Regions from separate parts of the Mus musculus genome. Here all the other regions are linked to region 1. Evidence: chromatin loops called from intact Hi-C (ENCODE). Cell type or tissue: heart. All regions are shown on one strand. Region 1 holds the start of Erlin2 (ER lipid raft associated 2). Region 2 has its middle 32 kb from the start of Gm31784. Region 3 has its middle 26 kb from the start of Thap1. Region 4 holds the start of Gm31843 (a long non-coding RNA gene).

Evidence for each region. A loop is a pair of places that touch in the nucleus more often than their neighbours do. Peaks named below come from ENCODE experiments on the same cell type or tissue, not always from the same donor. Only the 100,000 strongest peaks of a DNase experiment are listed, where the experiment ranks them.
Region 2: it touches region 1 in a loop (6-fold over the local background); 7 of 42 quality-filtered maps call a loop at or near these places.
Region 3: it touches region 1 in a loop (5-fold over the local background); 15 of 42 quality-filtered maps call a loop at or near these places.
Region 4: it touches region 1 in a loop (4-fold over the local background); 4 of 42 quality-filtered maps call a loop at or near these places.

What each region holds. Positions count from the first base shown.
Region 1 is chr8:27,020,350-27,028,349 of GRCm38, reverse strand. It overlaps Erlin2 (ER lipid raft associated 2), which reads right to left and starts at 4,531. Exons shown (of 12, transcript NM_153592.3): 1 at 4,444-4,531; 2 at 3,172-3,293; 3 at 1,100-1,181. The coding sequence starts at 3,278. In heart, CTCF peaks have their summits at 4,691 and 7,536 (motif pointing left); DNase peaks (open chromatin) are centred at 4,619, 5,239 and 5,779; H3K4me3 peaks cover 2,136 bases; H3K27ac peaks cover 2,118 bases.
Region 2 is chr8:26,340,856-26,348,855 of GRCm38, reverse strand. No RefSeq gene overlaps it. Among named protein-coding and RNA genes, the nearest start is that of Gm31784, 32 kb to the right of the region's middle. In heart, a CTCF peak has its summit at 3,596 (motif pointing left); no DNase peak of the experiment used is centred here.
Region 3 is chr8:26,180,569-26,188,568 of GRCm38, reverse strand. No RefSeq gene overlaps it. Among named protein-coding and RNA genes, the nearest start is that of Thap1, 26 kb to the right of the region's middle. In heart, a CTCF peak has its summit at 4,197 (motif pointing left); no DNase peak of the experiment used is centred here; H3K4me3 peaks cover 551 bases.
Region 4 is chr8:26,377,625-26,385,624 of GRCm38, reverse strand. Gm31843 (a long non-coding RNA gene) reads right to left here and starts at 3,879. Exons shown (of 3, transcript XR_378836.2): 1 at 3,472-3,879. In heart, a CTCF peak has its summit at 4,740 (motif pointing left); DNase peaks (open chromatin) are centred at 1,214 and 4,724; H3K27ac peaks cover 390 bases.

The sequences.
Region 1 (8,000 bases):
GTCTGAGTTTTCTTAGTTGGATATACTTTTTTAAATATATAATTTATTTTTATTTACACTGCTGTTTTGTCTGCATGAGTAAGAGAATAAGATCAGCTGGAACAGGAGTTACAGACATTTGTGAGCTGTGAGCTGCCTTGTGGGTACTGGGAATTGAACCAGGCTCCTCTGGAAGAGTAGCCAGTATTCTTTTTTTGTTTTTTAAAAGCATTTTTTAATAGATATTTTCTTCATTTACATTTCAAATGCTATCCCCAAAGCCCCCTATACCCTCCCCCAGCCCTGCTCCCCAACCCACCCACTCCCACTTCCTGGCCCTGGCATTCCCCTGTACTGAGGCATATAAAGTTTGCAATACCAAGGGCCTCTCTTCCCACTGATGGCTGACTAGGCCATCCTCTGCTACATATGCAGCTAGAGACACGAGCTCAGGGTGATTCTGGTTAGTTCATATTGTTCCTCCCCTTTAGCAGTAGCCAGTATTCTTAACCACTCAGCTATCGCTCTGGCCCTGTCTTGGTTGGATATACTTTCCTCCCCATGAAATTATATTTATAGTTTTGAATTTCAAATAAGTACAAGCAAAATTCCATGTTTTATTTCCAACTGTCATGTTTAACCTATGATATAATATGCACACATACTTGACTTTTCTTCTAAACATTCATTAAAAAAAAAATTCTTCTTTAGCTCTTCCCCAAAAGTGAGGAAATAATCTCTACTTGGGGCTGATAGGCCAAAGCCAGTCACTGGCTTCATTCAGCTATTTCAGTGATCAAGTGACATTACAGAAGAGCCTCTGACTGTGTGTGTGGGGGGGGGGGTGGGAAGAGAGAGAGAATCCTTAAGTCTGTCAATGAAAAGGTATTCATCTAACCTCTAAATAACTTCAAATTGTGTGAGAGAGAGAGAATCCTTAAGTCTGTCAATGAAAAGGTATTCATCTAACCTCTAAATAACTTCAAATTGTGTGTGAGAGAGAATCCTTAAGTCTGTCAATGAAAAGGTATTCATCTAACCTCTAAATAACTTCAAATTGTGTATTAGTCAACAACCCAAATTTGAAATGATCCAGCCATCCCACACGAGCCACAAATACCTGTACAGACTTATAGGATGTGATGAACGGGAGCATGAGATGGAAACCCGGGCCACTGGTGGAGGTCAGCAGGGCACCACCTCTATAGAGGAGGAGAGAGCAGATTCAGTATCCCAAGAGAGGGTCCTTAGATCAGTGCTTCAACCCGTGGGTCCCAATCCCTTTGGGGTCAAATAACTCTTTCACAAGGGTCACTTAAGACACAGACATTTACATTACAGTTCACAACAGTAGCAAGATTACAGATATAAAGCAGCAATGAGCATAACTGTGTGGATGGGGTCACCACAACATGGGTGTCTCTATTAAAGGGTCCCAGCATTAGGAAGGTTGTGAACCACTACCTTAGATCAAGACTTAAGGCCACCCATCTCTGTATTCCTATAGAAATTTAATGTAGAGTGACACGGTTACTCCTTCTCCCTTTCTTCCATCTCAACACTCTAGGAAGCCTGATGGAAAAGTCAGACCATTAGTCAGACCTTTTCCACCAGAGAAGGAAGGATGGAGCCTAAGGAAACCAAAGGCAGCAGAATCCCTGGCTACACATGGGTCCAGAGAGAAGTCTGCCAGGGCGGCTGTGCCTGTGGTGACCACCAGAGCGCTCCACCCAGTTTCAACGAGCAGCATTACTGTTGGAGTCCAGTGACATAGACAATTAAAAGAATAGTTTTGGGGGCAGTGCTCAGGGCACCAGGGCATCACACATTCTAGTATTTGCCATGATGAGCTACACCTTGCTCGCTCCTTACGTAACTTTAGCAGGAAGTGAGAAGACTCCGTGATAGAAGAGGCAAGTGGGATTTAACTAAGGGAGAAGGATCTGCTTTCTCTCACCAAGCTCCAGAATCCTCTGGGGCCTGGCATACGATATCTCACCGTTTCTGAGACGGATCTTGCTACATAGCCCTGGTTTGCCCAGCACCTGCTATGTAGCCCAGGCTGACCTAAAACTCATAGTAATCTTCTTGCCTTAGCCCTAACCCAAGTGGGGAATTACTGGTGCTGAGCCACTATACTGGTTCAAGAATAATTTTAAAGTCATTTCAATACACATAATATATATATAATATATATATTTGACATATAGTCCTAATCAAGTTGTACATGACTGACAAAATTCAAAGCTTTTGGGGGACACGAAAGCAGAATGGTGGAGATAAATTACCAAAGACAGGAAACTCAATAAAAGTTTCCATTTCTTTTTTTAATGTATGTTCTTAAACTCCAGGTCTTGAGTATGTTAGTCAGAAGCTTTTCCACAGAGCTACAACTCTCATTTAATGATCATTTAGAGCTTGCTACTGGCAGTCCACAAATAAGTATTACAGGGCTCATATATGAGGAGGGGTCAAGATGAACATATTGGCACACCCCTTTAATCCTAACACCTCGGAAGCAGAGGCAGGAAGATCTGAGTTCAAGTCAGTCTGGTCTACGTAGAGCATTCCAGGCAAGCCAGAGCTACATAGCGAGACCCTGTCTCAGAGGGGGTGGTGGTGGTGTCATATAGGCTTACAGCAAGGGCTGGGGGTATATTTAGTGGTAGGGCAATTACCCAGCATGCATTAGCCTGTGACTCTGATCCTCAGCACCACAAACCAAACAATTAGTCACGCAAATTCCCCTTCTAAAACCTACAATGAAAACCTTGGTCACAAAAGCCACTGGAAAGAAAGTAATTCGAGATCATTTAGGAGTCATTCCCCGAAAGCTGCCCTGATACAAATCATCCTTAGAGCCTTTACATTTTTTTTGAAACATTCACTTTAAAACAGTCTCTCAAGTTAGCAGAGTACACTTCTCAAGTTGCCATCAAGCACTGGGACTGTGCCAACTTTTGGAGAAGCAGCCTTGCAGGGTGGAGACAAGATTCTTCAGGTGATGAAAGAGAAAACTATGTCAAGAGATGATCTTGGAAGAGCAATGGTTCCTTCAGATTTTGCTTTTAAACCCACAAATTCATATCAGCAGCACCTTAAAATACTAAAGGCAGTTTTAAGTTTATAGACTTAAATAAAGACACGCGTGCACCTTATAAGCGGTGAGGGAGCCATCTGTCTCTGCCTTACCTGTAATATACTCCAATATGTCCCTCTTCTATCTTGTGCACAGCTGAGAAGAGAGATGCACAAAAGAAACTGGAAGCCACGGCCACAACAGCTCCCAACTGAGCCATCAGTGAACCTGTATCCTAGAGAGAAGATATGGGACAATGTGTAGCCTGACGTACAGGAGAGCCACCAAGCTGAAGCTCACGTAAAGTGATTCTGGGGCAGCCTGCTGTAACACACACACACTACTTGCCAGATCTACAACTCACTGTGTCCTTGTTCTCAGTCAACATTCCGTTCCTTAACTGTGGAAGTATAATTCCCATTGAAGCAAGGGGGCATTAGCTCCAGAAACAGCTATACCTAAGAGAGATTTGGTGCCATTTGGGCAAGGTTCAAAACACAGCCTTCTCTCCCCTTCACGTTAACATGTTGTCAACAGAGCCATTTATACTTGTAAGGAAGAGAGGCAGCTGCAGGGTGCTGGCCCAAATTACAGAGGATGTCAAATGACAGGCAGCTGTGGCTATGTATTTCTGGTCAGAGCCTCCTACTTCTAATTGCCTGCCATTTCGAAGGAAACCACCAGTCATTCCCTTAGGACCCTGAGGGGGGGAAGAGAGAGAGGGAGGGAGGGAGAGAGAGAAGAGCAAGCAACTGAGTTCCGACGTAGGATTCTCTCTCTGATCTGTCCTCCACCTTCTCTGTTGTTCCTTTGGACTTAAACGGGACAGATCTCTATGTAAAACTGTAACACATTCTCCCATATCCTTTGCCCCCGCAAGCCCCATGGTTATAGGAAACTGGAAATGTCTCAGGCTGGAGACTCTGGACTACTCCGAAGTGAGGGTGGGGTGGGGTGGGGTGGGATGTCCCCAAATGTCCAGGGTCCCAGATGCCACAGAGTTACATGTAGACACTCATTTCCTGAACCCTGAAGGATCTGGAAAACACTACAGTGACGGACGTGCACACCGGGCACAGGGCACGGAGTCCACCTCTCAGGTCTGACTAATTTACTTATTTTTTACCGTAGCGGCCTTCAGCTACCGAGCAGCAGGAGTGTCCTCTCTGCAAATGTCCTCACTACCACCCCAAAGCCACCTCTTGCCCTTTCCCCGCCCTCCTCCGCGAGGCAGACACGGCCGAGAGCTTCCGCTCGGACCCGTGGGCAGGGGACTGGACTCCCGGGTGGGCGAGCTGAGGGGGCTCAGGACGTCAGCTCCAGCCGCGCCCACCCCCCGAGCCTCAGCGATGCCGAGCGTGCACGGAGGGGCGGCGGCCGCGTACCAGGCTGTCCCTCCAGGCGCTCCGTACACAGCCGAACCCCCGTGCAACCGTAGAAACCGCCACACCCCTCAGCACCCTACTTCCTTCCGGGCCAGTCGCTTCGATGACGCCATCAGTCCGCGCGCGCGCAAAAAATAAAAAAAATAAATAAATAAAAAGAAGACCCCGCCCACACCACACCCCTGTGCTCGTCCGGCCGCTCCGCCCCCTCGCGCTGCGAGCCGCAGTGTTCGGCGGTGGCGCCAGGGGACGCTCGCGAGCTGGCACACTGGCTGCGCACCTAGGCTTGCGGGTTTTAGGATGCCCAGGGCTGGCAGAGCGGGCTCCGGACACCAAGGCTCTGGTATCACCTTCCGAGGCGCTGGCTTCGGAGGTTGCTAGAGATTCTCCTTCGCTTCAAGTCCGAGCTGGATTTCTTTTCTTCTTCCGGAGCCGGGATCAATGCGATGCAGCGTTCTTGTCCTTCTGCTCGCTTCTTTTCCTGCTGCATTAGCCGAAGGAAACTTTCAAAGGTGCAGATTATGACGTCGCCAGTCAACAGTCCTACTCTGAGTTGCCCTTTATACTTTTCTGAGAGCTTTGTTTGGCCTTGAGGTCCCCACAGCAACATAAAGTAATTAACAAGGAATTATTGTTCCGATTTTTAATGAACGGATTCTGAAATCTGTGAGTGCTGAGGTCAACAGCAGTTGTTGAAAACTTAGCATTTCCTTAATAGTTCGGGCTTCCTGTCTTGCTTAACACATGCCATGGTGAGCTTTTGTCTGTCATCTGCACCCCCCCCCCCCCGGGGGGGTATAGCAGACCAGGAAGAAAACGTTTTTCCTAGCCTAAAGCCCTCACATGACCTCACCCTGCCATAGCGTTACCTTTGGACATTCATACTGGGCCTTTTCTCCGTTTTGTCCTGGGGCTGGAACTAAGGGCTTTATGGCTGTCCTCTATCCCCAATCTGCTTCTTTAGCAGGAAATTTCTAAACCGGCCACTGCAGTCATTTTGTTTGCAGGCCAGGAAGTGCCCACTTTAACTCCTGCTTTTAGTACATGAAAAGGCTTTTCCGTACAGTAGATGGCCAGTGGTCAATGTCCGACGATTTTAGGACTCAGGAAAAGAAGAGTAAAGGAACCCCTTTGTCTTCTCCCAAAAGCCAAGGCACTGAAACTGAATTCAAAGTTCCGGGAAGCCAGATGTTTGGTGACAGCAGAAGAAAAGCAGCTGCCCCCAATCCCAGACACCCAGTGGCTGCAGAAGAAGACAACAGACCAAGTAGTTTCAAAACAGCTTGTCTAAGGGACCCAGCAAACTCCCCATTCTGCCCCTAAAGATCCCCCTCCCACTTCCCGATTCTTAGCTACAAAACCTGAGGCTTGAAGCATGTGACCTGCCTTCTCCTGGACTCTGGTTCCTGAGTGACTGGGTCCTGTGCCCTGGTCAGAGTGTGGTCCAAACTAGACAATCTACCTCTCCGACAATAAATAAAGCCTCCCACAGCTGTTTGAGGTCATCTGGAGTCTCAGTGTTTGTTTCTCCTTACAAACAACTCTTACATATTCTTACATGTTGGTACCAGAGCCCTTTCTTCACCTCTCTCCTATCCCCAAACTCCAGTCTCTCACCTTTCTTTCCCTCCCAAGCACCACTCTGTCCTTAGTGATCACTAAGGTGAAACAGCAAGCAGGTCAGGTCCCTTACTGGAGACGTCACCCAGTCTAGGAGCCACAGTTCCTAACAGCCTCATTGATATGTGAGGGGAACGGAGGTTTTAGTCTGGAGTCCTCATTTGCCGAACTGGTAAGCTTTCTTGCTCTTACTCTCTAATGAGACCTCCAGTACATGAGAGGCTAGTCTTTGCTATTTATTTCTGGAGCTACACCCAACTTCAGCCATTTCTCTGCTCGACAGGCATGTGATGTGGGTAAAGGGTCTGTTTGTTTGTAGCAGTGTCCTGGGAATTTGACTCAGCTTCAGGAGTCTTTTATTCTTCTCTCTGGAAACGCTTGGGAATTTAATTCCAGTGAAACTTGGGTCTCTGGAGGCCATTCCAGAGCAGGAAACTGGCCTTGGCCCATTTTTAGACCAACGAACATGGGCAATAGTGCCTCTGTTCCCAAAGGCAGTCTTGGCTTGCTTAAAAAAATTTTTTTTCCACACAATTGGACCTCAAGTTAGATGTTGATCTGGCCCTAATATCCCCTTGACAACCAAAAAAAACTGCTGGCCTGAACTTGCCATGTTCCAATCAAACATCTTGAAAGATCTTGACAAAATACTTGCGATGGGGTGACAAATGGCCAGAGGTTCCCCATTCCCTCTCTTTCCACCATAGGTTCAGGGGGTCAAACTCAGGTTGTCAGGTTTATATAGCAAGTCCCCCACCAAGCCCTTGCCCCCTGGTCTGAAAAAAAATATTTTTAAAAAATTTCTTTCTTTTCTTTTCTCCTCTTCTTCTTCTTCTTCTTCTTCTTCTTCCTCTTCCTCTTCCTCCTCCTCCTCCTTCTTTTCCTTCTTCTTTTAAGATTTATTTATTTATTTTATGTACACCATTGCTCTCTTCAGACACACCAGAAAAGGGCATCAGACTCCATTGCAGATGATTGTGAGCCACCATGTGGTTGCTGGGAATTGGACTCAGGACCTCTGGAAGAGCAGTCAATGCTCTTAACCACTGAGCCATCTCTCTAATCCTGAAAAAGATTTTATGTGAGCTACATTTTATGGAAGGAAAAATGTACTTGATGTTTAGAAAGCTCACTTGGTTTGAAAAAAGATACTCTGATTGGAGATAGAACATTTCCGATTGGATGGTGTCTGGAGAAGAAGTTAATGAAATATGGAAGGATATTCTGACAGAAAAAGTTACCTAACTCTTTCCTTTGAGGACAGACTTGCTTTGGAAAGTTCCTGAACCTTCCTCTCAAATTACTCATTTCCCCAGTAAGATATGATTTCTGAAGAAAGGTGGTTTGACCGATTTAAAAACATCAACTAGTAGCGCTAGCTGCTCTTACAGAGGACCCTGGTTTGATTCCCAGCACCCCTAGGGCAGGTCACCAACATCTGTAATTCCAGCTTCAGGAGCTTTGATGCCCTCTGCTGGCTACCACAGGCACTGCACACACATGGTGCACAGACTTGCTTTGTGCTTTAGTTCTTTCCATAGCACAGCTAGCTCCTCCACTTTCAGTTCTTCTCCCATTGCCGGTCTTCCCACAAACACTGCATATTCTGCGCTTCCATTTCAGCTGTTTTCTTTTGGAACTTCTGCTGTTCCTTGGCTCTCCTCTCTGTGGACAGCTGAAAAACCTCTGCACAGCAACTGATTTTTTTCTCTCTCTCTCTTTCTAGTGAACAAAGGTCTCCTAGAAAGGGATGATGGTGAGCCTCGAGGCAAGCTGCTCCTTTCTGCTGTTTCAGTTCTCCCATTGGCCAGTGCGTCATCATCTTCTCTGGCGAGCACGCTGTTTTGGTGCAAAAGCAAGTGACTTACACACGGTGATGGTGACGGTGACGGTGAAGCGAGGAACCTTCTTTAATGGAACACTCACAACATCTTCCA
Region 2 (8,000 bases), 680 kb after region 1:
TACTGGCTGATACCCACATGCATTAGCCAGTGGTCTGAGCCCATCATGGTAAGAGTTATTTATGTATCAGTCTAGGGCAGCAACTTTCAACCCCTTTGGCAAGCCTGTCTTTCTAAATATTTACATTATAACTCATGATGGTAGCAAAGTCATAGTTACAAAGTAGCAAAGACAATCATTTTACGGTTAGGGGTCACCACAACCTGAGGAACTGTGTTCGAGGGCTGCAGGACTAAAAAGGTTGAGAACCACTGATTTAGGGTCAATATACTCCAAACTGAACCCTTAAATATCTCCCTGCATCTTTGGGATGCTCCGTGACAGTGAAATGGGCAAATAGTTCGAATGTAAATATCTGTTGTGTTTAGAAACATTCTAGTATAACTTGGATATCCCCAGAACCCACATGAAGGCAAGAAAGAACCTCCTCCCAGTGGATGCCCTGCCTCTCCCTCCTCAGGGCTGGGGTCAATGGTGTGTACCTCCACTCCCAGCTTAGACATCTTCTTACCTCACCTTAATCTTTTCCCTGCTCACTGCAGGAGCCTTACGTAAATGTACACACTCAGGTACATTGAGAGGAGAGAGGAGAGACCGCCTAGTGATTGTACACACTTCTGGTATAGAGCAAGAGAGTGGCCCAAAGACCCCCAGGTGACCCCAAATCTGTGGGCATTCTCTGGGATGCATGGATATAAAGGCTGCCTGGGTTCCTGACCCACCTTGAAAGCAGCTCCCTTCCTCTGTGGTCCTGAGGGAGGTCATACCTAAGGTTCATTGCCGGGTTTACTCTGAAAGGCCCCTGCAGCTAGCCTTACCAGACACTCAGAAAAGCCCTTCACGAAGCCAGACAGGACCCTGCCCTTCCACCCTCCGCCACGAAAGGAAGAACTTTTTATACAGTGAGTCTTTGGAATTCCCTTTGCTGCTGCTGGCTTTAGTGGTAGCAATGAGGGGTCAGAATGTCCTGGCCAGGGGAAGAGAGGGACTGGTTGATAGAGTAGCCTTGTGGAGGACTGAGGACTCTGCAGGAGACTTCCTACTGGAAGAAACTTGTGACTAGACTTCACGCCCCATGGTAGAATGATTGGGCTGAGAGAGTGAGCAAGCTCAAGCTGGCCAAGTCAAAGCCAGTCTAAAATCCCTACTATGGCCGGGCAGTGGTGGCGCACGCCTTTAGTCCCAGCACTTGGCAGGCAAAGGCAAGCGGATTTCTGAGTTCGAGGCCAGCCTGGTCTATAGAGTGAGTTCCGGGACAGCCAGGGCTACACAGAAAAACACTTGTTTCAAAAAAAAGAAAAAAAAAATTCCCTACTGTGCCACTCACCAGCTCTGTGAGGTGAAGCAAGCCAGGAATCTCTTGTCCAGGATGGTGATGAGTGGAGAGCCTCCACCACACATCTCTGTGGCTGTCAGCTCCTTCAGGAGTTCTGGAGGCTCGGGTAGCTGACCTTGGCCATGAGGTTCATGGCTCTGGGAAGAGGGTAAGACAAGTGGACTTAGTCCTCTGGGGAGGGGGGGTGTCAGTGGAAGAACTGAGGAGTTCCGAAGTTCCAGAGTACCTCCATCCTACAGATTAGTTCCTAACCACCTTCCTGATGCTGCAGCCCTTAATATAGTTCCTCGTGGTGTAGGGACCCCCAGACCATAGAATTTTTCCCTTGGTACTTCATAAGTGTAATTTTACTACTGTTGTGAGTCGTTATGTTAATATCTAGTATGCAACCCCTGGGAAAGGGTCATTTGACACTCCCTGCCACCAAGAGTTCAAGGCGCACAGGTTAAGAACTGCTGTCATAGACCATTTCAGGATGATCAAAGAGTGGCCCAAAGCTATTAGGTTCTATATATGATCATTGTCATTTCAGCAGATTTATTTTGCTTACTTTTAGACCATTTGACTTTGTGGCTGCCATTTAATGTCATGTGGCTAGTAGCCACTGTCTTGTATAGTATGGCTCCTTAATATGTTAATCCTCAGGAATGCTCTAGAAGGTTGGAGTGACCTTTTTCTCTATCACACACTGTAAATCAAGTCTATCCTGTGAGACACTGGCATCAGACATCCTAGGAGTTTTCTATATTGGACTGGAAGTGGGCTCTTGCCTAGAACATGCAAGGGCCTGAGTTCAATCCACAGCACCATAAAACTAAAATAATCAGCAAAGGCATCCAAGTTTCCTGCATGAAAGAGAACTGAGAACATTTTTTTCAAGGACAGCCAGAGCATCCACATACGGACAGGTGTTCTGATGGATAGTGCCTGCTCCGGAACATTTCAACTCTAGTTTCTGTTTTGAGCATCTTGGTACACTCTTGAGACAAATTCTGCATGTCTCTTATTTAGTCAGGCTAATGGGCCACATTACCCTTGTACTCCTTGTTCCATGCCCACATTTCTTCCTTATAATCGCATCAAAGCCATCACCTTCTCTTAGGAGACACCTTCCCCAGGGTTCTAGGAAAGGCTGGAAACAACCTTCCCGCTTCTGTTTTACTTCACTCTGTCACAGGGTGGTTTCCTGGGCTACTGATGGAAAGGAGGGTTTTCACAGAGGGACCAAAGGATGCCACACACTTCCCCTCTTATAGTAGAAAATTAGAATTGTTAGTTTGGAACCCAGTCACATGGAACAGGAAATATGTCATCAAGACTGGAAGGGTCAGGAAAAGGTTTTAATGAAAAGTAGTATTATTTCTAAAGTAACTTAGTCTTTCATTTATTCCAGAGAAAAGTCCTTGGGGTGTTTAGGAGAAAATGTAGTAAATGATAATGAGGGCCCAGGCCCCCACAAAGGGGCTGTAGATAGTCACCTTAAGGAAACTTCTTCGAGATCCTCCAGCCCTTGACAGTGGTCCAGGCCAGATCTTATTCTTCTTCCAAGTTTAGGCAGGTAGAGACAGCCACCATGATGGCTGAGGGACTTGTGCCTTAAGAAATGTCCAGATAGGTGATCACTTTGATGTGGTCAGCCTGCCCCTCATCTCTTCAGATGTGCAAGCCCTCTGTGGTCTCTGAGCATGTGTGAGCCGAAAGGTCCCCAAACCTCAGGGACAGCTAGGTAGCGTGTTGGTCAGCCTCCTAACCTTGGCTTCAGACCCTGAACCCAAGCTTATGTGGCTACTTTCTGCCAAGAACAGTCAAAGAAAGGAGGAACACACCTCAATGCAAGGATTCCCTGCAAATTAAAGGCACAGAACTCCGGGTTCTGGACTTCCTATATATGACCTCTCTCTGAACATGAAGAAATGAGGCACCTAGTGTTCCACAAAACCAAGATCTAAAATGGTCAATAACTGCAACAGCCTCCCTTGTTATATGGTGCGCTACCCCTTGGCACCGTCTTCTAGTAGGCTGGGGGTCTCATTTTGAATGTCTGGTACAGTCCCTTCTCATTTCGCGGAGCTGCCTTATTATATAAATGCATGGTCCCCATAGTATCTCATTTAACCCTCACTTCCACTTTGTCACCTCCACTGAACAGAAAGGTTAAGTGGCTTAACCAAGTCTTTCAGCAGTAAATAGATTGGGGACTCTGAGCTACTCACCTGGGCAGTGTGAGGTGAAGAATGGGCTGCAGCTCCCCCTGCTGGCCGTCGTGTAGAGCTACAGCTGCCTCATTCACGGATTGTTCCTACCACTCTTCTGTTTCTGCTCCCTGGTCCCTCCCTGGACCTCAGCTTCCTAAGTCCTGCCCCGTATAAAAATGATGGCCTGAAATCCAAACTTTGTTTCCCTCCACCTTATTGCTTATTTTCATCCATTTCATAAACAAGTCTCACCTTTTATCTTGGAGTTGGCTTCAGTCTAGGAACTCTCTGCCTTGGGAGTCCATGTTTTGTTCAGTGGATGACCACATATCCACGCGAATGCGGGCATCACTAGTGGACTCCATCCAGTTATTATTCACAAAGGAATATATATATGTATATATACACATATACACAGACATACACACACATATATATATGTATATATAATATTCTATATATTATGTACATTATATATTATATAATATTATATATTATATATATTAAATATAATTGCTTTCTAGTCCTCTCCCACTCATGAACAGGTTCTGAGAAATATAGGAGACTAGTCAGGGCTGTGAGCTACTTAGACATTGTAGCTGTATTGTCCCTCATGCACAGAATCACTGCCAATCAAGCACAATTCAGTTAAGAAACAAAATCACTTGTCACATAAAAACAGAGAGACAGGGAAGAAGTGTGTTCCATTTAGGTTTTCACTGCTGTGATGAAACACCATGACCAAAAGCAACTTGGGGAGGAAAGGGTTTATGTCGTCTTATATTTCCATTATGAAGGGAAGTCAAGGCAAAAACTCAAGCAGGAGCCTGGAGTTAGGGCTCTACTGGAGCAGAGCGCATGGAGGAGTGATGCTCACATCGCTTGCTCAGTCTGCTCCTATACAACCCAGGACACTGGCGGTGTCCCCAGTGGGCCCTCCCACACCAATTATCACTAAAGAAAATGCGTTATAGATTTTACAGACTAACCTATGGGCATTTTAATGGAAGCATTCTCAACAGAGGGAGAGTCCTCTTCCCAGATGGCTGTGGCTTGTATTAAGTTGATAGAACAACAACAACAACAACAAAAAAAAAAAAAAAAAAAAAAAAACAGGACTGGGAAATAACTCAGTGGATAAAGCATTTGCCAGACAAATGTAAGGACCAGAGTTCAGATCCCTAGAACCCAGACATAGCCAAATGTGGTACAGTGCACCTGTGACTCCGGCATACCTCAGTGAAATGAGAAGGTCCCCCAGAAAGTCACAGCAACGAGCCTGGCGTGTGTGATGAAAAGACACAAGATACCCTGCTTCAAACAGGGTGGGGGAAAAAGGAGCAACATCCAAGGTTGTCCTCTGACCCCATGCTGCCGTAGTGTCTGCACACCTGCACATACACATGTGAACACACACGTGCACACACAGACGTACATATGCCCTGAATACTCTGAGCAACTCGTGCTTAATATCCATCCTGCATGTAATACGGCCGTAAATTATACCTCACTAGACCTAGGTAATGCCTACCATGGAGCAGCGTGGTTGCTTAGTCAGCAAAGGTATTTGTCGGGCTAACGCTACGGCTTGCATACTTATGTCCCTTTGTTTATTAGAATGTAGCTACGCTCTTAAAGGAGAGTGTATGTATTGAAAGCGTACCGCTTATGTTTTGATGCTCATTAGGAAATGAGTGGCGCATTCAAGTGAATTAACAAACCTTGCTTGCAGTGAAAATGTGCACCTACCCCCTGAGCACCAGGAAAACAGAGGCCTGAGGATCAGAGTAAAGGCTGTCCTTGCTGCCAGACCAAGTTTGAGGCCAACCTGGACAACTTGAGGCCCTGACTCAAAGGCTAGACCAGTGGCTCTCAACCCACCATAAAATCATTTTTGTTACTTTTTCATATCTGTGATTTTGCTACTGTTATGATCTATCAGTGTAAATATATATGTTTTCCAGTGGTCTTAGGTGATCTCTTTGAAAGGGTAGTAGTTCGACCCCAAAAGGGGTTGCTACCCCAGGTTAAGTAAGATCTGTTGGGCTAGAACCCAGAACCTCAACTGAGAGAATGCTTCCGTCAGATTGGCCTGTAGACAAGTCTGTGGGGGCATTTCGTGATCTCTAATTGATATGGAAGAGCCCACCCCATTGTGAGCGGGCCATCCCTGTGCAGGAGCTCCTGGGTGCAATAAGAAAGCAAGCTGAGGGCATCAAGATCAGCCATCCAGCCAGCAACTCTCCTCCACGGCCTCTGCTTCAGTTCCTGCCTCCGGATTCCTGCCCTGCTTCAGCTCTTGCCCTGACTTCCCTCAATGACAGACTGTGACCAATCAGGGTCTGTAAGCCAAAGGAACCCTTTCCTCTCCAACTGTCTTTTTGTCATAGTGTTTTATCCCAGAAATAGAAAACAAACCAAGACACTGTGTGTGTGTGTGTGTGTGTGTGTGTGTGTGTGTGTGTGTGTGTGTTAAACAGCCTTCTCCTGTTCGATACCAGTACACTACACAACCTAGTTAGCTAGAATCACACGCTGAACGTGAAGTTCTTGAGACTTATAACTGAGATTTGTATCCTTCAGTCAGCACCATCTAATCCCGCGCCCCTCTTCTACTCTCTGGCAGATGCCATCCTGATTTGTGCATCCTAATTAGCTTGGCTGTTTTAGCTTGCACAAGGAAGCGTGACCAGGAAGTGTTTCACTTTGTGTCTTGAGTTTCTTTCTTCATTAGTTTTCTTATCATATTCTCTTCCAGGTTCATCTCTGATGCTGTCAACCATAGGCTTTCCTCCTCTTAAAATACTACTCCATTGTGTGTCCTTAGTAATAATACACATTTCCCCTTCATTGACAAAAGGTGTTTAGGTCATCCCTTCAGTGGTTATTGTGACCAGCACTGCAGCGAGCATGGCAGCCTAGCTCTCTGCCTCAGTGTCCTTGTCACCTGCATGGCATAGGTCCTCACTAGTGGGACATACAGTAGCTGTAGATGTGAGTTTCTGAGGAGCCTCCATATCACATGCTTTCCCCATTGTCATACATGGGAAGTTTTCTACCATCCATGTGTAGGTTTTACATTTCCCAAATAAATAATGAAAATATTATGTTGGGGGAACATGAATAGTATGAAACTATTTACCCCTAAAAAATTATTAAAGCCTAATTAAACTAATAAGTAAATAAATAATAAAGAGAGAGAGAGAAGAAAAAAGAAAAGAACCCCACTTACATTTTAAAAATGAATAAACTACTAAGGATTAGCTTACTGTCTCAATTTGCTTTCAATTTCTGCGGTAAATACTGACCAAAACCAACTTGGGGAGGAAAGGGTTTATTTGGCTAACAGACTTGCTACAGGCCAATCTGATACAGACATTTTCTCAGTTTTGAGTCCCTCTTCCCAGATGATCCCATTTTGTGTCAAATTGACAAAAAAAAAAAAAAAAAAAAAAAAAAAGTCTAACCAGCACAGCTTGTGAAAGAAGTAAAAGACTTATAGATTGAGACATTAAAACATTAATGAAGAAAATTTTTAAAAAGAAAAGGAAAGACACTCCAACCACGTGGGTTATGCAAGTTTATATTATTAATGTACACATTACCCACGGTGATCTGCAGACTTCTGTAAAACCTATCAGAATACTAATGACTTTACAAAACAGGAATATTTTTAAAATATGTACAGTTCCTACAGAATCATGAAGGAGCCCAAATAGCCAATCTTAAGAAAGATGATCAAAGCTAGAAACATCACATTACCATTCTACCAAAAAAAAAAAAAAAAGTACAGAAAGGGAAAAAAAAACAGCTATTTTAAACCATTGGTACATTAAGAGATAACTCAGAAGTAAATCCACACATCAACAAAGTTGGTGGGGGCGGGCAGTCTCTTCAACAAATAATGCTGGGGGGGATTTGATAGAAGTAAAGGAATAAAAGGGAAAATCCTGACCCATACTGAATATTAAAGTAAACTCAAATTTGAATTCAAATGGAAACCTGATTGAATTTCATTGAATTTGGTTGAAACTCTTGTAATGCATAATTACAGAATGTTACTGGTCCAGCATAATAGTCATAGCCTGAGGATTGACTGCGCTCTACGAAGCCTTTCCATGCCCAGTTAATCTACCTCAGACTCCATTTGTGTGGGCTCCAAGAACCCAGATGCTGGGATGGGAAACAAATGCATGAGAAGGCTGAGGGGCTATTTCCGCTAGCCCATGTCACCTCCACCCATCATTCATCTAAATGTGTAGGGCTAGAGAATGTAAGCCAACCAATGAGTGCAAGAAGAGTAGAAACGGGCATATGAATGAGCCCTAGTGGCCCCTTATATTGAGAGCATATGGGATTTGGGGAAAGCAGTCCCACAAAATGGCAGTTGTGATGTAATCTACCCATTGCCCTCCCGTCCTTGGTTTATGAGTTTCACCATAACCCTTTGGCCTGACAGTGAGCCACCA
Region 3 (8,000 bases), 840 kb after region 1:
TACCTACACACGTATGTATAGACCAAGAGACATAAACATATAGACATTCAGTGGATGGGGCTGAGCCCAGATGTCACAATTATTCCTTCCTTCCCTCTGGCTTTTTTTAAAATAACTTCTTAGACAAAAGTACTCTAGAAAATTACCCCATAGATAAAATGTTACACAAAGAGGAAGTTACAAAAGAAGTTGATACTAACTTCAAAGCAGTGTTTCATTCTTTAAGCTCAAAGCAACAGTTTTCACACGACTTTGCTTTATCATAGTGCACACTTGGGTCTTCATCCTTGGGTCCGAGTGAATGTTTTTCCTTGATCACATTTGTCCAAGCCTATTTCTCTTTTTAGTGTAATTGTGAAAATGTATTATACTCCTTATTATTCAGCCTTTATTTACTATTTTCTATGAGGAGTGGGCATATTCTATTCTTGGTTCTAAATTTATTATACCTTTCTCCAAAATAACAAAAATTATCTCTCAAAAGTTTCTTCCTAGAATTATTTGAATCAAATCAGGAATTCTTTAAAATCATTAATTCAAGTTGAGCAGTGGTGACACACACCTTTAATCCCAGAATTTGGGAGGCAGAGGCAGGTGGATTTCTGAGTTCAAGGCCAGCCTGGTCTACAGAGTGAGTTCCAGGACAGTTGGGGCTACACAGAGAAACCCTGTCTCGAAAAGAAAAAATATATATATCATTAATTCATCTAAACAGCATTAATTCATGAAAGTTCATCGTTTATGTTGATTTGCCTGAAATCTGCCCAATAGGGTGGGCTGATGCTCAGGAATCATTAGGCTATGTAATAGTGATAGGAAAAGGCATATCAGCTGCAAGAAGCCATCCTAAGATGAAGTCTCTTGGGACCTTGCCTCTCAGAGCTCACCCATCAGAGGCCATGCAAAAATAGGGGCTACCTCAAGGAAAGTCACTGGCTAGCCTTAATCTCTCCTGGATGGTTCCTGACAGTCAATATTTGCTAAAGCCAAATTTAATAAGCCCTCTACTGAAAACATAATAACTGTCATACTTTGGGAAGTTGTCCTGTGGTATGGTTGTGTGCACATATGTAGGTCTTTGAAAAGAGCAGACTATATGGGACTGGTGATGCTTTTCTTTCTGTGGTGACTATCTGAAGACAGAGACACCGGCTAAAATAGTCCCTTTGCATGCCATCCAATGTAGCCATAGATAGTCAATCCACTCTATACTTCCCGGTGGGTGTAATACACTTCTCACTATTGCCCCAATGTTCTGGATTCCCAAGAGAAAGACACACATACATAGCCTTATATTTTAAATACCTTAAACCACTCAATGGTTGGGCCACTCCCTAACTCCCCGTGGCTAACACACACACCCCTCCGATATTCCTGAGTTAGTATTTACTAAACCTCTAGTTTATCTTTGCTGCCCTGGACCCTGCGGGCAGCCCTCCTGGGGCTACTTTCTCCCTGCACCTACATGTCAGCTGGCTCACCCTGCTGCACCTTTCCAGCACGGTCTGCCTCCTATGCCCTCACTATGGCAGAATCCTCTCTTCCTGCTCCTGGAAAAATCCTAAAAGTCCCGCTTCTGTTTCCCTGCACAGCCATTGGCTGCTGATAACTTTATTAACGGGCCGACTTCCTTTAGTCCTATGTACGCGAACAGGTTTTTGAGTAGCATAATTAGCATAAGAGCACAAGCTGCTATATTACCCCCTCCCTTTTTTGTCCATTAAAAAGGGGCTTTTCGGGGCTGGTGAGATGGCTCAGCTGGTAAGAGCACTGACTGCTCTTCCGAAGGTCCTGAGTTCAAATCCCAGCAACCACATGGTGGCTCACAACCATCTGTACAGATACAGTGTACTCATATCCATAAAATAAATAAATAAATCTTTTTAAAATGGGGGGCTTTTCTTACACTGAACATATTTATAACACTGATGTAAACTATGAAGTATTAATAGTGTTAGACTGGAGGAGAGAGGACAGAAGAGGAGGAGGAAGGGAAGATGAGAAACTGCAAGTAGCAAAGGGTCTCAGAACTGGCAAATAAGTGAGTAAAGCGCTAGATCTGCCCAATCTAGGCACACAGCTTATAAATATAACAACTGGATTGTGTGTGTGCTGTTTTTTGGGGGGGGGGGGTTAAGATTTATTTAATTATATGAGAACACTGTTGCTGTCATTAGACACACCAGAAGAGGGCACCGGATATCATTAGAGATGGTTGTGAGCCACCATGTGGTTGCTAGGAATTGAACTCAGGATCTCTGGGAGAGCAGTCAATGTTCTTAACTGCTGAGCCACCTTTAAAAAAAAGGGGGGGGGGGCTTATTGGGGTTGGAAATTATTGCAACAATTCAATTTTAAGTTTTACATCCTAATTGCCTTTTTAAAAGGAAAGGGGGAAAGTTGAGGACCCCGAACTGTACAGGAACTCCACAGGGAGATCAACAGAGTCGACTAACCTGAACCACCAACCAAAGAGCATACACAGGCTGGACCTAGGCCCTGCCACGCTTATGTAGCAGATGTGCAGCTTGGTCTTCATGTGGGCCCTGAACAGCTGAAGTGAGGCGATCCCCAAAGCTGTTGCCTATCTGTGGGATACATTCTCCTAACTGGGCTGCGTTGCCTGGCCTCAGTGGGAAAAGATGTGTGGAGCCCTGCAGAGACTTGATGTACCAGGGTGGGGAGATACCTGGGGTCGGGGCCTCCACCTTCTCAGGGAGAAGAAGATCAATAACTTTTCTGTTTTATTACAATGGCATCTTAAGAGCTGGAGAGATGGTTCAGCGGTTGAGAGCACTGACTGCTCTTTCAGAGGTCCTGAGTTCAATTCCCAGCAACCACATGGTGGCTCACAACCATCTGTAGTGGGGATCCAATGCCTTCTTCTGGTGTGTCTAAAGATAGTGACAGTGTACTCATATACACGAAATAAATAAATAAACCAAAAAAAATCATTTTAAAAAATCTTAATCTTAATACCACTAACCTCCTAGAATAGGCTACTTTGATCAGAAATCTGATGCCAAGCCACAACCAAACTACCCATATAAAAGGGGAATGTACCATAGTTTTGGAAAAGTCCACTCATGGACGAATACTAGCCTACTTCTTCCTGTTTATGCTCCAAATCCCCAGACAGTCATCTGAGAGGAGTTAAGATAAAATCCTACTGGAATTTCTCCATTTCCATTTTATCTGTATTTCATCCATGAAAAAGAAATGAGATTCTTTGCGCATTTATATATCAATGGGTAATATAATTAACACACATATAAAAATTACTATTGGCCAGGAAAACTTATAATGCTTTTTCCATTATTATTATCTGCTTGCATGCTCTTTTGGACTAACATTTTCATCTAGACCATTAAGACATGCAATCTTATCATCCTTCCAAAGAAACATGGACCCTGCCAAGGACTCAAGCTAGTGGACTGAAGTCACACATCGAAGGGACTGAGGAGTACGGAGAGTGTTCACCACCTAGCTGCCTAACACTCCGTAAAATACACTGCGAACTTCTTCGCAAAGAGCCACCGGTGCGGTTCTACTTTAGAAAGCGGAAGCAACCAAAGAGGACTCAGGGTTGGGAAGCAGTGCAGAGATAATGGCTTACTCGCTTGATGATGACGCTACTGTGACGTCAGAGGTGATGCTCCTCTTTCTCAAACCGTCGCTGCGACCGTAAGCCTTTAAAATTCGTACTGAGCATAGTAAGAGAAGGAGAGACTGGCAGAAACAAAAAAAAAATTCAACGAGCTCAATAAAGATATAATTATCTAAAAGGGAGTAGGAAGGGCATACCATTCATCTGGTTTCAAAACCATGGAATGTTCTATCAGAAACTTTCGCTGATCCAAAGGCAGCGGGGTCATATTGTCATCGGCTGAAGCCTTCCTAAAGGAAGGAAAGGAGGAAGGAAGGAAGGGACAGAAGGACAGACAGGCAGACGGAGGATGGATCTAAACTGAGGTGGAAACACAAAAAGGAAGCACATTCAACTCTATCAACAACTGTCACAACTGTCACACACACACAGGAGTGCAGGTTCCTTTAACCCTACAAGGCTAAGCATTTCCGTCCAGAAAGATGTTTCTTTGGGTCATTAATGGTCTGATTCACACTCCAGTCTCCTCGCTAATCACAGGGACTTGGGAAGCTGAGACTGTCTCGTGGTACTGTGCTGCCATCGTCTGGCATGTTGAAATGACCACGAGCTGGCGCCTGGCTGTTCCTTTTATTGTTGTTGCTATTCTGTTGCTGTTGTTTAACCATTATGCTCTTGTAGAGCATTGAATTATGAATTGCTATATCAGGAAATAGTATTCACGTTCTTTTCGTTGCTAATTATCTTTCTAAACTTTCATTTTTAAGAGGCCTGGTATTTCTTTTTTAATTTTTATTATTACACAAATAGTTCCGTTGTGGGATTTTTTCAAACAAAATTTGTTTTTGTTGTTCCTCTGACCCTGGCCTCGCCTTCTCCGCCCCTACCTCATGCCTACCACACTAGCCTTCTGTCTGTCCGCTCTCATGTCACGGTGTCGCCAACCCCTTTCTTGACACTCTGACTCCCCTGTCCTCATACCTAGTTCTGTAGCCTATTCCCACATTGAAAATTAGGGTCCACATATGAAAGAGGATGTGAGTCTGTCATCCCACACTCGAAATAATAGTTTCTAATAATTCAATGGTACTATATAGAAAGAAATATTTTCCCAAATTCATTCATTGTTCTCCAAATTTCGTGATTGTTTTCCTTCACAGCTGAGTAAAATTCCAGATAGAAGCCACGTTTTCAATTCTGTCTTCCTATTGGTGAGCATCCAAGCAGATTCCATTTCCCTGTCATTGTGAATAGAGCAGCAATAAATATAAATACACAACTGTCTCTGGGGTTCCAGGAGTGGTATAGATAGATCATATAGTTCTATGAATTTATTTTTTGAAGATGCTTCGTGCTGGTTTCCATCATGGCTGGACTTGGTTTATAGTCCGCCCAACTGTGATTAAAAGCCCCTCTTCCCTCACACCCTCTCCAGCATTTCTTGTCATTTGTTTGCTCAACAATAGTTGTTCTGACTGGGATGCATTGAACCTCAAAATGGTTTAAACTTGCGTTTCCGTGATGACTAAGGATGTTTAACATTTCTTAATATAGATAGGAATTTATTTTAAGAAAATAATCACATCACAATGCCATTATAGTTTCACATCCATCCTCATTATAAGATTGATTTTTTAAAGATTTCTGTTGTATAAGATTATATTTAATTGATTATATAGACTATGCACTGTTATTCAAGCATAATAACCCCCTCTTAGAACGGACTAGCTTTATAAGGTTAAATTAAAATAGCATTTACTTGTACTCATTATTTTTCAAAACATAATATTTGCATATCAATGTTTCTGATCTGCATATTTTCAAGGTATGAATATGCCACAAGTTTATACTACTTTGTAGCAATAAGGGTTCTTTTTAGTATCCCTTAAAACACTTGTTCTGTTCTTATAAATTATTCAGCATATATTTTTCATTTTTATTATCATCTGAAAAATGGCCATAACATCAGAACTAGGTTTTTTTTTTAAAAAAATCATTACTATTATCATAATCAGTAATTTAGGATTCAAATACCACCTAATTTTCCCAATTTAGTATCTAATAATAGTAAGTGATAAGCTGAAGTGTTTTGCGATTTCTACAACTTTTAATTCTCTTTATTATAATTTTTATTGAACGTATTCTTTAACAGTTTTATTCACATATATAGTTCATTCCAGTTACCCTATCTCGAACTCTCTCCTCTCTCCCTCCCTCCCTCCACTCTGTCCCGGCCATTTGTGTTTCTTCTTTGAAGAACACTGTTTGCCCTTTCATCCCAGCACTCGGGAAGCAGAAAGAGGAGATTTCTGTGAGTTCAAGGGCAGCCTGGTTTATATAAGAAAATTCCAGGCTAGGGTACAAAGTGAGACCTTGGGGGTACGGGGGTGGGAATTCAGAGACAGAGTCAGAGAGAGATCATATTCGGCAATATAATCTTTTCACAATATTAATTCTGTCAATGCAAGAAAATGGAAGGTCTTTCCATCATCTGATAGCTTCTTTAATTTTAAGCATGTGGGCCCTTGTGGGGGGGAGGGGGAGTGGGGGTTGAAGCTTCCTTGGAGAGGTCTTTCACGAGGTTTATTTCCAGATAGTGTTTTATTTTGTCGTTTGTGGTTTGTTCGGTTGTTGTTGTTTTTTTTTTTTTTTAACTACTGAGAATGGGATTTACTTTTCATTCATTTGTCTATAAGTCTGTCACTGGCATATATGAAAGCTACTAATTTGTATTTACGTTGATTTTTGTATCTTACAGTGTGACTGTGTGTTAAACCTAAGCATTCTGGTAAGGCCTGTAGTTCCCTTGCTTTTAGAGCTGCTGAGAAAAGATCCAACATGGTTCTGACATCCCCTATGTCCGTTGATATATGAGTAATGTATGATGTATGTGAGTTGATATATTATAATCCTTTAGGTCTTCTTTAAATAAAGGAATAAAGGCACAAGGGCAGTAGGAAGCCTTGTGCCCCATGTCTATTCCTAATGTTTGTTTTGCTCAGAGACATAGCCACTGGTTTGTGCCCTGTGTGTCAGGCATGGCATTGAGAGATGTTGGTTGGAGAGATATGATTCATAGATTTTTTTAAAGATTTATTTATTTATTATATGTAAGTACATTGTAGCTGTCTTCAGACACTCCAGAAGAGGGAGTCAGATCTCCTTACGGATGGTTGTGAGCCACCATGTGGTTGCTGGGATTTGAACTCTGGACCTTCGGAAGAGCAGTCGGGTGCTCTTACCCACTGAGCCATCTCACCAGCCCCATAGATTTTTTTTTTTTTTGAGACAGGGTTTCTCTGTGTAACCCTGGCTGTCCTGGAACTCACTCTGTAGACCAGGCTGGCCTCGAACTCAGAAATTCACCTGTCTCTGCCTCACAAGTGCTGGGATTAAAGGCATGCGCCGTCGCCACCTGGCTGATTCATAGATTTTAAAACAAAGGGTATCAGTATTTAAATTATGAAATGAAATAGGCACAAGGAAAGAGAAGTCCAGAATCAGAGGGAATGTGGGCTGGAGGTATGAGAGGCAGCAATGGAGATATTTAGAAATGAAAATGTATGTCCGGGCAGTGGTGGCACATGCCTTTGATCCCAGTACTTGGGAGGCAGAGGCAGGCAGATTTCTGAGTTCAAGGCCAGCCTGGTCTACAGAGTGAGTTCCAGGACAGCCAGGGCTACACAGAGAAACCCTGTCTCGAAAAACGAAGAAGGAGGAGGAAGAGGAGGAGGAGAAGGAGGAGACATAATTTTGTGAGTTAGGAGTTAAAACGCAGTGGGTAACAATTCATATATAAAGTTACAAGTAGGGGGTGGGGTGGGGACATCTTCATGGATACAGGGGAAGGGAGGAGGTATGGGATGTGGAGCAGTCAGGGGTGGACTGGTCAGAGAGTGGACTGGGAAGGGAATAATGAAGGAAGATGAAATATTGTAACTTGTGAATTGTTTAGGAGCCCACTGCCCCAGCCTGAGACTGAGAACAAAGCAAAACAGCCCCCAGGCATGCCAGGGCAGGGCTGTTGTTAAGGCATTCCTAAGAACATCTTGACTGTAAAGATAAAAAGATATGCAAGGACCAGCAGGGCTATATTATCTAAGTCAACACCATCTGGCCGGAACCTCCCCTCTGTCTATTGCCCCTTGACACCAGGTAAAGTCATACATCAACTGGTTGCTATGTGAACAAAGATAAGCCCCCAGCCCACAGGAACAAAGTCCTGATGCCCTTTCTGTTAATGTTTGAATAAGCCAATAGTGTGTCGCTATGCTGAATTCCACACCCCTAAGCCCCTTACCCCATAAAAACCCCTAGCTTTCAAGCCTCGTGGCCGACATCCGTTATCTCCTGTGTGGGATGCATGTGGGTCCGGAGCTCCGTAATTAAACGT
Region 4 (8,000 bases), 640 kb after region 1:
ACCCCGCCCAGAAGGAGAGCCTTTTCTCTAATATCCTAAAAGCAGGATGGACACTGGCTCTGGGATCCTTCCCACCACCTGGCTTACTCTTGAGAGTTGAGTGGTAAATGAGAAACTGAAAAGTTCTGGGGAGTGACCAGTGTGGCCAACAAAAGTCTAATTGCACTTTTCAAAGGTGGAGCGGCCATCTGGCACGGCGAAGACACTCACTTTACATTTCTACTGACTGGGGTATGACTAAAGTCATTTACCATTAAGTTCTATTTGAATAAAACGCTAGTAGACATTTAGGTAATATTACAGAGCAATAAATGTTTAAGAGCCTAAGGGGTCTGAGCTCTCCAAAAGCAGTTCAGACCCAGATGCTAAAAACACTTCATATGTGTGCGCATGTGTGTGTGTGGGATTTTTCTCCCCCTCTCCTGGTTCCCTCACCCTCGGAATTCACATTCTGAATTGTTTAAGACTTTCCTGGCTGTGTCTCCTCTGCCCCCCTCTCCCCTTTCCCCTTTAATTCTTTTTTACACCGGGTAAAGAAGCACGAGGGAAATGTAGTTAAAATTCAAACGGCTTCCCCTTTATCATTACCATGAATCAACACAATAAATGAGCCCCTTCAGAGCTCGGTAATAAGAATTTGATAAATCATCAGCCAAAAATTAACTAGATGTCAAAACAATCTTTGGGAAGTGTGATGGATTAGGGGTGATAGCAGCAATTAATCTCCCAGCTTGAGTTCACCAGACAGACACAATGTAGGGAGATGGATTGGGGGGTGGGGGGTGGGAGGGATGGGGGTCCTTGCAAGGTCAGGACACTGCTGCAAAGAGGGGATAGGGAGGAGAGAGAGAGAGAGAGAGAGAGAGAGAGAGAGAGAGAGAGAGAATGAATGAGGAGGAGGAGGGAGAGGAGGAGGAGGAGAGAAGAGAGAAATCTTGATCCAAGAAGTCCTCTGAGTCTGCAACTGCAGGCACCCAGCAGCCTAGCCAGAGGTCAGTGGATGCCTTTGAAAAGCCCTGTCTCCAGCTGCTCTCTGATGAGCCAAACTCCTTCCCTCTCCTGCTAATAAATGCCACAAGTCTGTTCATAGAGCTTCCCGTGGGCAGAGACACCTTGAAGGGCTGCATTTAGTAAAGCCAGGCAGGGTGGCACCTTGTAAACTCCAGCCTGGAGGAAGGAGGTCAGAAAAGGGAGGAGTGGCTTGTGGGCGGGACTGAGCTATAACTGGCTCAGAAATGCAAGGCCTAGAGACCTCAGGGCCCAACTGGGGAGCAGGGATGGCCACGTGCACAGAGGAGGAGGGGCCCCTTCAAGCACCAATCTCATAAATCTCTCTTTTGGATGTGACTGCCTTTTTTGGTTCTATTTATTTGGCCGATTTAAAAAAACAAAAAACAAAAAACAAAAAAAACAGGGTTTGTATTATTGGAAGAAATAAAAATTGGCAGAGAACTTAGAAAGGGCCCTTGTGTTTCCCTCCCAGCCTGGGAACCTCGAGTTGGTCTCAACTTGAAATGTAGGGGGAATGGTGGCTGGGAAGGGACAAGTTTGGGATCAGGAAGTAGGAGAAAGACACTCAAAGCATTCCTCAGCCAGGCAGAGCATGTGAACCTTTCCTATTAAGGAAAGTGACCGAGTCCTGTGTAATGGCTACAGTATTGTCAGGCATTGGGGCCTGAGAGCTGTTGCACACACCACCCCTCCTCAACTCCTACCCCTACCCCCCCCCCCCACACACACACACATACACAGAGTTCTTGCTGAAAAAAAAAAAAAAAATCCCTGTAGGGTTTATGTGATGGGATATTTGTTGCCACCCCTGCTAACAATGGTTGGTACTTATTGGCTTTATAATAATCACAAAGCAATACTAATGCTCGGTAACTACCTAAAGCTTTCTGTTTATAAAGCTCTGTTGAAGCCCAAGGTCTAACTCGGGGTACTTGACATGCTACACTGATTCCCAGTTCACAACACAGAACTAGGGCTGATCCTAGCTAATACAGCAATGTGGTGGTGTATTTCAGTCCCTCCATTTGCAGAGAAGGTAAACTGGCAGAAGGGTTCAGTGGTCGGAGAAAGCAAGCTTCCCCTGGCATTATGGGTTAGGTCTAATCCCTATGAACACCGGGTTCCAGCTGGGCTGCTAGCACTGTTTTCTGAGGTTGTGGGGCCTAGGGATGGAGGTAGGTCCAGCACTGGTTCCAATCTGCTTCCTGCTCAGCTAAAGTATGGGGAGATGTTCTTTAAGCTCCTGCTGCCTTGGACCGTGTGGTTCTCTGAGACCACGCCCCCTTTGCCAAGATAGCCCCTCTCGTGCATTGTGAGCCCTCAAGTTGATGCGGTCCAGCATGTAAAAGTAGCACAGCCAGTGTTCAGAAAACACACACACACATACACAAACACACCTAACACCCAGGCACACACACATACCTGCGCATAACACATACAAACATACACACACATAACACACACACATCTAACATAAACATACGCCTAACATACACACACAAACATACACACACACCTAATACACAGACACACACATACACGCATGTAACATATACAAACATACACCTAACACACACATCTAACATACACACACCGAACACGCACATATACACCCAAAACACACACCTAATACACTAACACACACACATACATTCATGTAACACACACACACATACACACACATACATACAACTAACACACACACACATACCTAACGCATACATACATCTAACACACATATACACACACATCTAACACACAACTAACACATAGGTACACACAACACATGCACAAGCACACATACACTAATACACTCAGGGACACCAAAAGAACCTTCTGAGTCCTCAGATCATTCACTTATCGTCCTCTCAACTTGCTTCAGACACACAGGCAGCTTCCTAGTCCTCACACCCAAGGCGCAAGCTCTACCCACAGTCCTTGCACAAGCTCCTCCCATGGCGCAAGCTCCACCCACAGTCCTTGCACAAGCTCCTCCCACGGTGCAAGCTCCACCCACAGTCCTTCTACAAGCTCCTCCCATGGCACAAGCTCCACCCACAGTCCTTCTACAAGCTCCTCCCATGGCACAAGCTCCACCCACAGTCCTTGCTCAAGCTTCTCCCCGAAGCTTTTTATACCGCATAGAGAATCCAAGCTAACTCCTTTCCATCTTTGCTAACAACACGTCACCTTCTGGGTGAGATCTTCACCCTTAGCACCTGCTTCCCACCTCTCCTTTCTTTGCTCCCTTTTTATGTAGCGCGTTCAGTCCCACTCGACAGATATTTGCATGTCTTCATATCTGTCCCTCCCTGAGGATGTCGGCTCCCTCAGAAAACTGCATTCTCTCCTCTTCCATTTTGTTCCCTACTGCGTGCTGAAAGCCTAGGATCACATCTGGAATAACAGGTGCCCCGTGCATCTTTGTGAGAGAAAGCAAGCTTTCTGCTATGTACCCACCTCCTGGGGTTGTCTGATCCTTGGGCCTCAGTATTTGGCTGAGAAGCAGGTTTAAAAGCATGAGCAGCATAGCCTAGCCAACCTTCAGACTGAAGGCTGTTTGGATCACTGGAGGGAAGCTGAGCTGAGATGGTGGGAGGAGGGGGGGAGCTTGTGCGCAAAGGAGGCAGGAACCCAGCTACTGTAACACTCAATCAGAGGATGTAGGGATCGCGAAGCTTTGAGCTCCATCATTAAATTACACACTGTGGAAATGGAGCAAAAATCACATAAAATAAGCCCAGGAGCGGACCTGGAAATGGCTGAACCGAATCTCAGCACTGGGTCTCAGAGTTCTTCTGCCCTGAGAAACTTAACAGAACTGTCGAGGAATAGGCAGTTCTAAAACTGTCTAAAATCATGACTGAACTGCCTTCCCTTCCCTTCCTCCCAACCCTCCTTCCTTCCCTCCCTTCTTCTCTTCCACACTCCTCCTCCCCTTTTTACCTTTCTTTCTCTCTTTAATTCTCTTTTTGTGATGAGGTTTCATTATGTAGCCCAGGCTGGCTTCAAACTCACAGCAACTCTTCTGCCTTAGCCATCTGGGGTTACAGGCTCCCATGACCGCACCCCAGACACCAGAGTTTACCACAGGCACTTTCTTTTCCTCGTCCTATCCACGGAATGCATTTTGGGACTAGACTGAGGCATAGAAGGCTGTGCAGCTCAGTAGACCATAAAAACAAATTCTTAGAGACTGACTCTTTCTTTCCCTCCCTTCCTCCTTCTCTCCCTCCCTCTCTCTATCTTCCTCCCTCCCTCCTTCCCTCCCTCTTTCTCTCCTTACCTCTCTCTCTCCCCCTTCCTTCTTTCCTCCCTCCCTCCCTCCTTCTCTCTCTCCCTCTCTTCTTTCCTCCTTCCCACCCTCTTTCCCTCCCACCTCTCTGTTTCTATCTCCCTCCCTCCTCCTCTCCCTTCCTCACTTCTTCTCTCCCTCCCTCCTTTTCTCCCTCCCTCCTTGTCAATGGTTCCTACCACAGGGGATAAAATGTATTACTAAGAACAAACAAATGGCTGCATATTTAAGTATATCAAGCCTTAAGCATTTTTGGCTTCATATTTTAAGTGCTATTCACTATTTGAGAATTTTAAAAGATGAGCCATGTGATATTGCTTTATGTAAGAGTAATAAACTAACTTGAACTAGAGTTGCTAGGGTCTGACCTACTGTGCACAAATCTAAGCCTGTTCTCTTCTTTCTCCATCCTGTGCTGCGTAGCGCCCTCTGCTGTCAGAAAGAAGTATGGTAAATGTTTGAGTTAACTGCCAAGAGCCCATGTAAGCTGTTTCCTTCTCTTCCTGAACTGACTTTGGTGCAAATATTAACTGTCACCCTGTGAGGTTCTGCATTTTACTAAGTTCTCTAAGTGGCTGTCATTTCATATTCCACCAGTTTAGAGAAAGTTGTTAGTGCAGGTTGATCCCTGTTTTCTTCTATTCCTCGCTCCAAAGCTTCCTGCAGCCCAACTAACAAGAAAGGTAGACAGAAGAACAGGAAAATTCAGGGAAGATGAACCATAATTCATAAAGAGGACTTCAGGACGAACTATGGTTTTGGAAAATTCCCTATTTAATTCTGGCTGAGCTCCATAGATAAGTCCCAGGGTAATGCACACATGCAGAGATGATAGGGGGCCTTGCAAGAGTGTTCATTCTATCCTTCCATGGTGTGGGTCCAGGGGGTGGAACTCAGGCTGTCAGTCTTGACAGAAAATGCACTGATCTCTTAAGCCATATCTTGGGCCCATTAAAAAATATTTTTAAAAGTTATTTCATCTTAAGATGAAGTATAGAAGTTACAGGGACTTTGGAACTCAGAGTTCTGCTTAAAACTGTAGAGCTGGCCTCCTGGATTAATTATGTTGGCTTCAGTTTCCAGATATAAGAAGAAGCAGAAGAAGAAGGGGGAGGGGATGGGGGAGAAGGAGAAATAGGAGGAAGAAGAGGAAGGAAGAGGAAGTGGAGGAGGAGAAGAAGAGGAGGAAGAGGAGGAGGAGAAAAAAAAGAAAAGAAAAGCAATCTACCCCCACAGGATTATTCTGAAGATAACTGAGAAGACAAAACTATAATTCCTATTAAAGAATAAACGTCACTTAAATACACTTTAAAGATCTGTCTTTTGTGTGCCATTCTAATTCCAAATAAGCAAGAGAAGATGGGGGCAGGGCAGGGAGACAGCCATTGGGGCACCTGAGATTTGTGTTGTTTTACATATTGCTGCTACTAAGACTGTGAACCAGGGGAACATCCAACCGAATTACCCCAAACTGTACAGCCCCTCACTAAAATGTAACACACCCACTCAAGGGACAGGTAAGGGATTTCCGGGAAAGAGTCATGAGAATCCAGATTTAACAATGTTTTGCAAAATTATTCTTGACTCACAGGTAAACATCAGAAATAAGTGATATGATCTCAATAAGCCAAGACATCAAATGCCTGTGCTTTTATTTCCCATGGCTGAGGAGTTAGAGCATCTTCTACACCTACTATAGCAGTGTGGTTGCCAGCATCCCCCTTCTGCTAACCCATGGGGATCAAATGGTACTTCCTGTCCAGCACACAGAAAAGGGAAACCTGTTCCTGCCTCCTGAAGATACTGTTACAGAACAGGATGCATCCTCTTTGGAAGATTTTTGATCAAACATTCTAATACATATGACAAAACACCAAGAGGTTCTTTCCATGGAAGTTGAAGATCTCTAAATGTGTGCCATCTTATGTTCCCAGTTTGGGTGACCAGAGATATTTGCTGGTACCTAGAAATGGGGTTTAAGTTCAGTCATTTTATTGTCTTGAATCTTAGAGTTCTCTGAGATGTCAACATTTTCTACTAGAGTTGTCAGGCCTTGGTAATTAAGACACTTCAGTCTAGCACTGTCTGGAAAGCCTTCTGAGCTCGGCATAAAATGGGGACTCCCTTTATCAGTAGGGTTTCTCCTTCTCTGACCTTGTCTGGGGAACTCAAAACCCCCATACCCTCTACCTGTGGAATGTCATGCAGGCCTGGTGAAATTACAGGTTAAGCTTCCTTTCTCCTCAATAAGATAAGAAACTAAGAACCGAATCAGCAAGCATCTGAGATTCCTGAAATGCCTCCCCATGCTAATGAGGCATCTCACCTCATACCCTTAGCCTTCAGCCAATGACCTTTGTCCACCCTATATACTCCTACCCCCTTTCCTAAAACTATATAACCCTTGATTAACCCCAAATAAAGTGTATGTGTACAACCTCACCTTAAATAAAGGAATAAACACAAGCTAAGATCATCTTAGAGAGCTCTTTCATTGAAGACTGTCAGAAAAGGCCTTTATCTAAAAGAGCTGTAACACCAAGATCCTCAGAGAAGGCCTTCTCTCTCCCCAACCCCCCTGACACTCACTCCTAGCCAGACCAGGATCCTGCAGACCCCACCTGTTTTGAACTCAGCTTCATCCTTCCAGACTAGTGTCTACACACCCTGAGAGGGGGGAAGTAGAAGATGTGTAACCACAACTAGACCCCCAAAACACATTACAAGAATCATGGAAATAAGGTAAAAATGGGTAAATGAGGCAAGGTGGCTTGTTCGCCTCCAGTAGTGTTCACATCTCAACCCTCATTAACCAAAGAAGATGAAAACAGCAGCTAATAGTTGAGAGGGAGTTTTATACCCAGCTGTAATTCTCTGTTGACATATAGTAGAAACATAGGTTTTTGAAAGTGGAGGCTGGAAGTATAATTCAGTGGAAGAACACGTTTTGTTTAATCCCTAATGTCCCAAAAAGAAATTATTTGTGATTAAGTAGGATTACATTGATATAATAAAGACATGGAAAATAGCCATAAAATTGGTTCTTCTATTAGTAAATTAAATCTCCCATATATTAAAAAATATACTTAAGTAAGTCTGTGAGTACACAGTGCATTTCCACTTTTAAGAGGACAACACATGTCTTGTATTGAAATAAAACAAGAATATAGAATTACTTGAATTTAAATTTCTTCTGTACAAACTTTGATGTGACTGTAAACATTATTTATCCAATCTTTGTAACTATTTACTGTGTGTTATGTCTTGTAAAAAGAAGGTATGTGTTAGAGGTGTGTGTATAGAAGCATAACTGGCCACATGATTCCCATGATTATCTAGTTGGAGGCACAAAAGAACAAGATGACCACTGAGCTCTTTTAGGTTAGGGTCTGCATACTTGAAAAGCCAGTCAGTTAGCTAAGTGTGAACCAAATTCATGGAAATGAGGGGAATATTGTGGCATCAGAGGCTTGGCACAGCATAGACCCTCAGACAGATATGTGCGGCAGATAGGGAGCAAACATGTAAAAGAGGTACTGAGGGCATGAACAAAAATCAAAGGTTGGAAATCTGTTGATAGTCTTCTCTACACATTTTACATTCTCATCTTAGGGTGATGGAGACATTTGGCGTACCTGAAGAAGTACAGAAAGCTTTTATTTCCATGAAGTCCTTGTTGCATGATGAGACTTTT